Regions from separate parts of the Homo sapiens genome. Here region 1 is linked to region 2. The links are chromatin loops, found by intact Hi-C in ENCODE. Cell type or tissue: PC-9. All regions are shown on one strand. Links, peaks and the distances in the headings refer to the core of each region. The heading gives the core; the rest is flanking DNA.

The links. Hi-C counts contacts between places; a loop is a spot of excess contacts. Peaks named below come from ENCODE experiments on the same cell type or tissue, not always from the same donor. Only the 100,000 strongest peaks of a DNase experiment are listed, where the experiment ranks them.
Region 1: a loop joins it to region 2, with 3 times the contacts of the local background. A loop is called at or near these places in 6 of 110 quality-filtered maps.

What each region holds. Positions count from the first base shown.
Region 1 is chr2:169,091,012-169,093,821 of GRCh38, forward strand. It overlaps DHRS9 (dehydrogenase/reductase 9), which reads left to right. Exons shown (of 5, transcript NM_001376924.1): 4 at 779-942. Among named protein-coding and RNA genes, the nearest start is that of DHRS9, 23 kb to the left of the region's middle. In PC-9, for the core only: no CTCF peak of the experiment used is centred there; DNase peaks (open chromatin) are centred at 440, 1,060 and 1,370; H3K4me3 peaks cover 709 bases; H3K27ac peaks cover 2,154 bases.
Region 2 is chr2:169,037,094-169,039,903 of GRCh38, forward strand. No RefSeq gene overlaps it. Among named protein-coding and RNA genes, the nearest start is that of ABCB11, 7.2 kb to the left of the region's middle. In PC-9, for the core only: no CTCF peak of the experiment used is centred there; a DNase peak (open chromatin) is centred at 1,538; H3K27ac peaks cover 2,071 bases.

The sequences.
Region 1 (2,810 bases), core at 66-2,565, 54 kb after region 2:
TAGGCTAGGCTAAGCCATGATGTTTGACAGGTTAGGTATATTAGATGCATTTTTTGACATAGGATATTTTCAACTTACAATGAGTTTATCAGGATGTGACCCCACAGGAACATCTGTATATTGGTTTGCTTTAAAGAAAGGGGCACCATGATTCCTGTAAAACCTTGATGCCTAGGGAATGAGTAGGCTTTTAGTTTTCTGCTGCAGCATGATATAAAATAAAATAAAATAAAATAAAATAAAATAAAATAAAATAAAATAAAATAAAATAAAATAAAATAAAATAAAACTTGCTCAACAGCATAGGGAGCAGGTTAGTCACATCAGGGATTATCGTATTGTGTCCTTCAGCACATCCTCATTTGTGCTGCAATCTCCTTATGTTGCTAGAATGGAGGTGAACTTGTCCATCCAGGCTATCATTAGTTCATTTCACCATAAGGTGGTTTAAGTACTGATAAGAAACCTGTTCATAACCTGAATGTCCACTTAGTCAATGATGAGAGCGTGGAGAACACTCTAGGAAGAACAACAGTGGACTGGGGGTGGTGTCCACCCAGATCCCTTTCCTGTCCTGCCGTTAACTAGTCCTCACTTCACCACTCTGAACCTCAGTTTCCTCACTTGCAAAATGAAAGGGAGAGAGAATAAGATATTTCTTTCAAATGCACCCAAATCTGTGATTCCATGAAAAGATTCGTGAGAAAATAGTCACTCAAATAGCAAATATTTTCTAAACAAACCCGGATTAAACATCTTCAATGGGTTCTTTTCACAGACGGGACATGAAAGCTTTTGGTGTGCACGTCTCATGCATTGAACCAGGATTGTTCAAAACAAACTTGGCAGATCCAGTAAAGGTAATTGAAAAAAAACTCGCCATTTGGGAGCAGCTGTCTCCAGACATCAAACAACAATATGGAGAAGGTTACATTGAAAAAAGTGAGTTTCCGGGCGGTGCCAATGTCCTCTAGAATTCTTTGTCCTGAACAGCATGAAGGAGATTCAAATACAGATGAAATAACAAGGTTCTGAGTAATACCCCAATAAGGATCTTAACCATGGATCAGGGATCTCCTATTAATTTCAGTGTCATCTCTTGCTTCTGTTTATAAACATTTACTGAGCAATTACAAACTGCCAAGTTATCTGCTAAGTGTCTTATGAATTATATTATTTACTCCTCAAAAACTATTAGAGTAATGAGCAGAGGCTTGAGAAAGTGAAATGTCCTGCTCAAGATTACACAACACCTCCTAGTCATGCCTGGACCTGAGCCCAGGAAGGCAAGTCGAGCCACGGTCTTCACCTTTGCCATACCTCCTCTTTTCCTCAAGCACCAGCTGTACACTTGGCATTAAGGATTTATGGTGGTTACAAAAGATGGAAAAGGTTCAGCCTCTGACCTTTAGTTTACAACCTAGTTGACAACAAGAAGTAACCAAGCGAGAATGTAAAACAATGAAATAATGTAGCACACAATAAAATTAATCCTTTACTTCTTAGGTGTAATCTAACAGCCCAGAAATGGTGCTAGATGGTGTGGTTTCTAATTCCCCAGGGAATTTAGACCAGGAAAAGAGCATGGCTGGTTAAGCCCTAATGGGGCAGGTCAGGTTTGAATAAGAGGAAAGGACAGGAAATAATTACTTGGGTGGAAACTTTCTGGAGCAGGAACACATGGAGGAGAAGATGGAAGACACCAGGAGCCTTCCTGGTCAAGAGATTGAGTCAGAGATGGGAGAATAATAATAAAGATGACATAATGACAACTAACAAATAGTAAATATTTACTATGTACTTGTCACCATTCTAAGTGCTTTACAGGGACACTCATTTAAAATCCCCCAAAAAACTCTTATTATCGTCTTCATTTTATAGAAATAGAGGCATAGAGAATAACTTACCAAAATTGTACCACCAGTAAGTGGAAGAGCTAGATTTGGACCCAGGCAGCCTGACCGTGCCATTTATGCTTGGCCATGGCACTATAATGTGAACAAGGCATTAAGGACTTTGGTTACACTCCTGTTATCAGGCTTTCCCCTCCGCCACAAACTTCTTGGGTCGGTTAAAGTTTACTTGATATTCCTCAAGTACTCACTGACCTCCTGCTTTGAGTTGAGCAGGGTTCCACCTAACTATGGGTAGTTCTTTCCCTCCAAACTGTGCTCAGGCCTCTTAATCAGTGGACTTGGTAAGACTGTCAACTGTGGCAAGGTTCATGGTCAGGAGTTTTCAAGGCAGAGCTGAAAGCCAAGTCAGACCCACCTGGAGAGGTTTTTAAAATGACTGACTCCTCCAACCACCATTACCCTAAACACACACACACGCACACACACACACATGCACACACACAGAGGTACACACATTATCTATATATCAACTGAAATGTCTGGTCTTACAAACATCTTAGTGCTGACATGCCACTATAGGTTTAGAGCCACTGCCATCAAATACTCTACTTTTCAGTTCCTGACTCTGAAGGTTCTATGTAGGTTCCATCTAAGATGGAACTTAATACTTCAGAAACAAAACCCCTCATTTAAAAGAGCTTTCTCTGTTTGATATTGATACCGATACTTTTTAAATGCCTTTGAATATATCACTGACTTCCATCTCCAATTATTTTTGGCTTGGTTCCTGGTTCATGTGTTCTGTCTCAGAAATACCAAAAGGCATTGAGCTCAGTTTTACACTGGTTGTTCTCACTAGAGTTTTCAAGTCAGGACTTGGAGATCAGCCAAAGTCACGGTCCCAAAGTAGACCACAAATTGAAGGTCATCTTTTCTTAATTTCCCAAGCTGGGA
Region 2 (2,810 bases), core at 92-2,591:
TTGTTATAAATGTCGTTAAACTAATATTTTTATCTTTGAAGGGGAAAAAAGGAAGGCAGACATATTATTTTTATTGTTATGTTTCATATGGCTGTTCATAACTTTCCAGTTCCACCCTTACTAACCCTGGGTGACTCCTCACGACTCCAGGAAACTTAGGTTGTGAAACACTGCTCTGAAGCCATAAGCTGTCTAGACCTGGGCCACTAATTCATTGCTTCTCACTGACTAGGCACACATTTGGGGGTGACAATTTTAAAAAACAATGATTAAGAACAGTTAACTACAGGGACCCTGAGTTTGGGCACCAAACCTCAAACTGAGGTAGGACAAAATGGCTCTAGGCTAGTGCTTTATACATAGTAACTTATTTATTCTCTTCAAGATAATAACTCATCTCTCCGGTTAATGAGAAAACTGAGATTCAGAGGTTAAATAATTTACTTGTCCAAAGATGCACGTGTGATAAGTAGGATTTAAGCCCAAGCCCACAGGGCTCCAAACATATACCCCCTCCACAAAGCCAAGTTGCTCCTTAAAGACCTTTGCCAATTGCCTTACTCTATCTTGTCTGACAGTCACTATTTGATGTTAGTACTTTCTTCCTTACTAACAAAACCCTAAGTTTGGAAAGAAACACATTCAGGGAAGGTGGGCTCCAGGCCTAGCCCCAGCTCCAAAGTCTAAATCAGTCATGGTCATTCCATTCCCCTACTCCTTTTGATAGAATGGAGTTAAGACATGTGACCCAGTTCTGTTCAGTGAAATATAAGAAGAAAATCTGTGGAGATCCTTCTGGGAAATTTTTTTTTTCTGACGAAAAGATGGCATTTTAACAAGAGAAGTTATTTTGCCCTTAGATTTTTTTTTCTGTTTTCAACACTCATGTGTGAGAATGTGATATCAAGAGATGCAGCAGCCATTTGGTGACCATGAGGTGGCATACCAAATAATGGAGAGCCACATGCTGAGAATGGCAGGATGGAGAGAGACAAAGAACCTGAGCCTTGGTGGTATGACTGAACCAGTGAACAAACCTTCTAACCAAAGACCTCCAGGTTTTATGCAATGCAAAATAATGAAGTCGTCATTACTGAGATGGTCTTTTATATGCCAATTGATATCTCTTACATTTCTAGATAGCTTCAGAAATTAAATTGCATTATTACTTTGCAAAAAGGTATAGACAAACGCACACACACACACAATTTCATATATTCTGAAGATTTTATTATAGGGAATTGAGAAAATGACACAAGAAAGGAAAAAAAAAAAAAAAGGAAGTCCAGCTAAGAAAACTGAGAAAAGGAAAGAACAGTACAACTAAGTGATTCTTCAATGACTCATCTCAAATCTTCATTCCGATGACTTCTCAAGGCTTCGCTGAGTGATCCCTCACCCAAATGATTATTGACTTCCCTCTCCTCCCTCACCCCAGATTTCTCATGTGTCACTGCCAATTCAAATTCATGGCTAAAGCACTAATCTCTTTCCACACCTCTACTTCCTGGAATCCTTTCTTGTTATCAGTCTTATATCTATGCCCAATTCAGCCAGCCATTGGGGTAATGAACTTTCCATTCTAGAACCACAGTCCAATTTGCCTGTTACCTCACTGAGAAGGCTCTGGGGCTCTGACAAACACTGCTGTGAGTTTCCTGAAACCTACTTTTTTTTTTTTTTTTTTTTTTTTTTTTAACTTTTATTTCAGGCTCAGGAGTACCTGTGCAGGCTTGTTATATAGGCAAACTCCTGTCATGAGGATTTGATGTACAGATTATTTCATGACCCAGGTACTAAGCCTAGTAACTCAATAGTTAATTTTTCTGCTCCTCTCCCTCCCCCCATCCTCCACCCTCCAATGGGCCCCCAGTGTCTGTTGTTCCCCTCTTTGTGTCCATGAGTTCTCATCATTTAGTTCACACTTACTGGAAACCTCCTTTGGCCACATTTTGACACTATGTCAGGAGAGGTTGGATCCTCCAACCCCTGCCGAGATCACTGCAGATACTTAGAGCCTGGATAAGATGATCAACAGTGCTTTAAATAGCTTATATTTTAAAAAGCTGTGCTGAATGTTTTGCAGGCCACTGAGGTGCGGACATGGTTTTATATCAGTGAGATCACAGGTGAGCAAGGTGTTATTGGCTATAATGTTTGAAAATCAGCCTTTAACATCTGATTATATTTGACTTCTTATTTGAGTGTCCTTGGACCATGTGTGATCAGACTGCTATGTGAATAAAATAAGATAATGTATAAATTTTCTATAACTTCTTCATGCATAAAATCCTATTAACATTGCTGATATTTCCTACTATACCCTAAATTCCCAAACATTCAAGTTTAAATTTTTCACTTTAAAATACTGGTAAAAATTCACAGCACTACTAAGTTTGACATCCTTCCTCATAACTTTCAATGTTGGTTGCTTTTTTTTTTTTTTTTTTTTTTTTTTTGAGACAAGGGTCTCACTCTGTCACCCAGGCTGGAGTGCAGTGGCCCAATCTGTGCTCCCTGCAGCCTTGACCTCCAAGGCTCAACCGATCCTCCCACCTCAGTCTCCCAGGTAACTGGGACTACAGGCATGCACCACCACACCTGGTTAATTTTTATATTTTTTGTAGAGACGGGGTTTTGCCATGTTGCCCAGGCTGGCCTCAAACTCCTGGGCTCAAGCAATCCACCCGCCTTGGCCTTCCAAAGTGCTGGGATTACAGGAGTGAGCCACTGGTTCTTAATTATCATCTTTTAAGTCTCTAAGCCCCTAAACTCCTTACAGCTTTCAACTCTTGAGACTCACTTCCTCT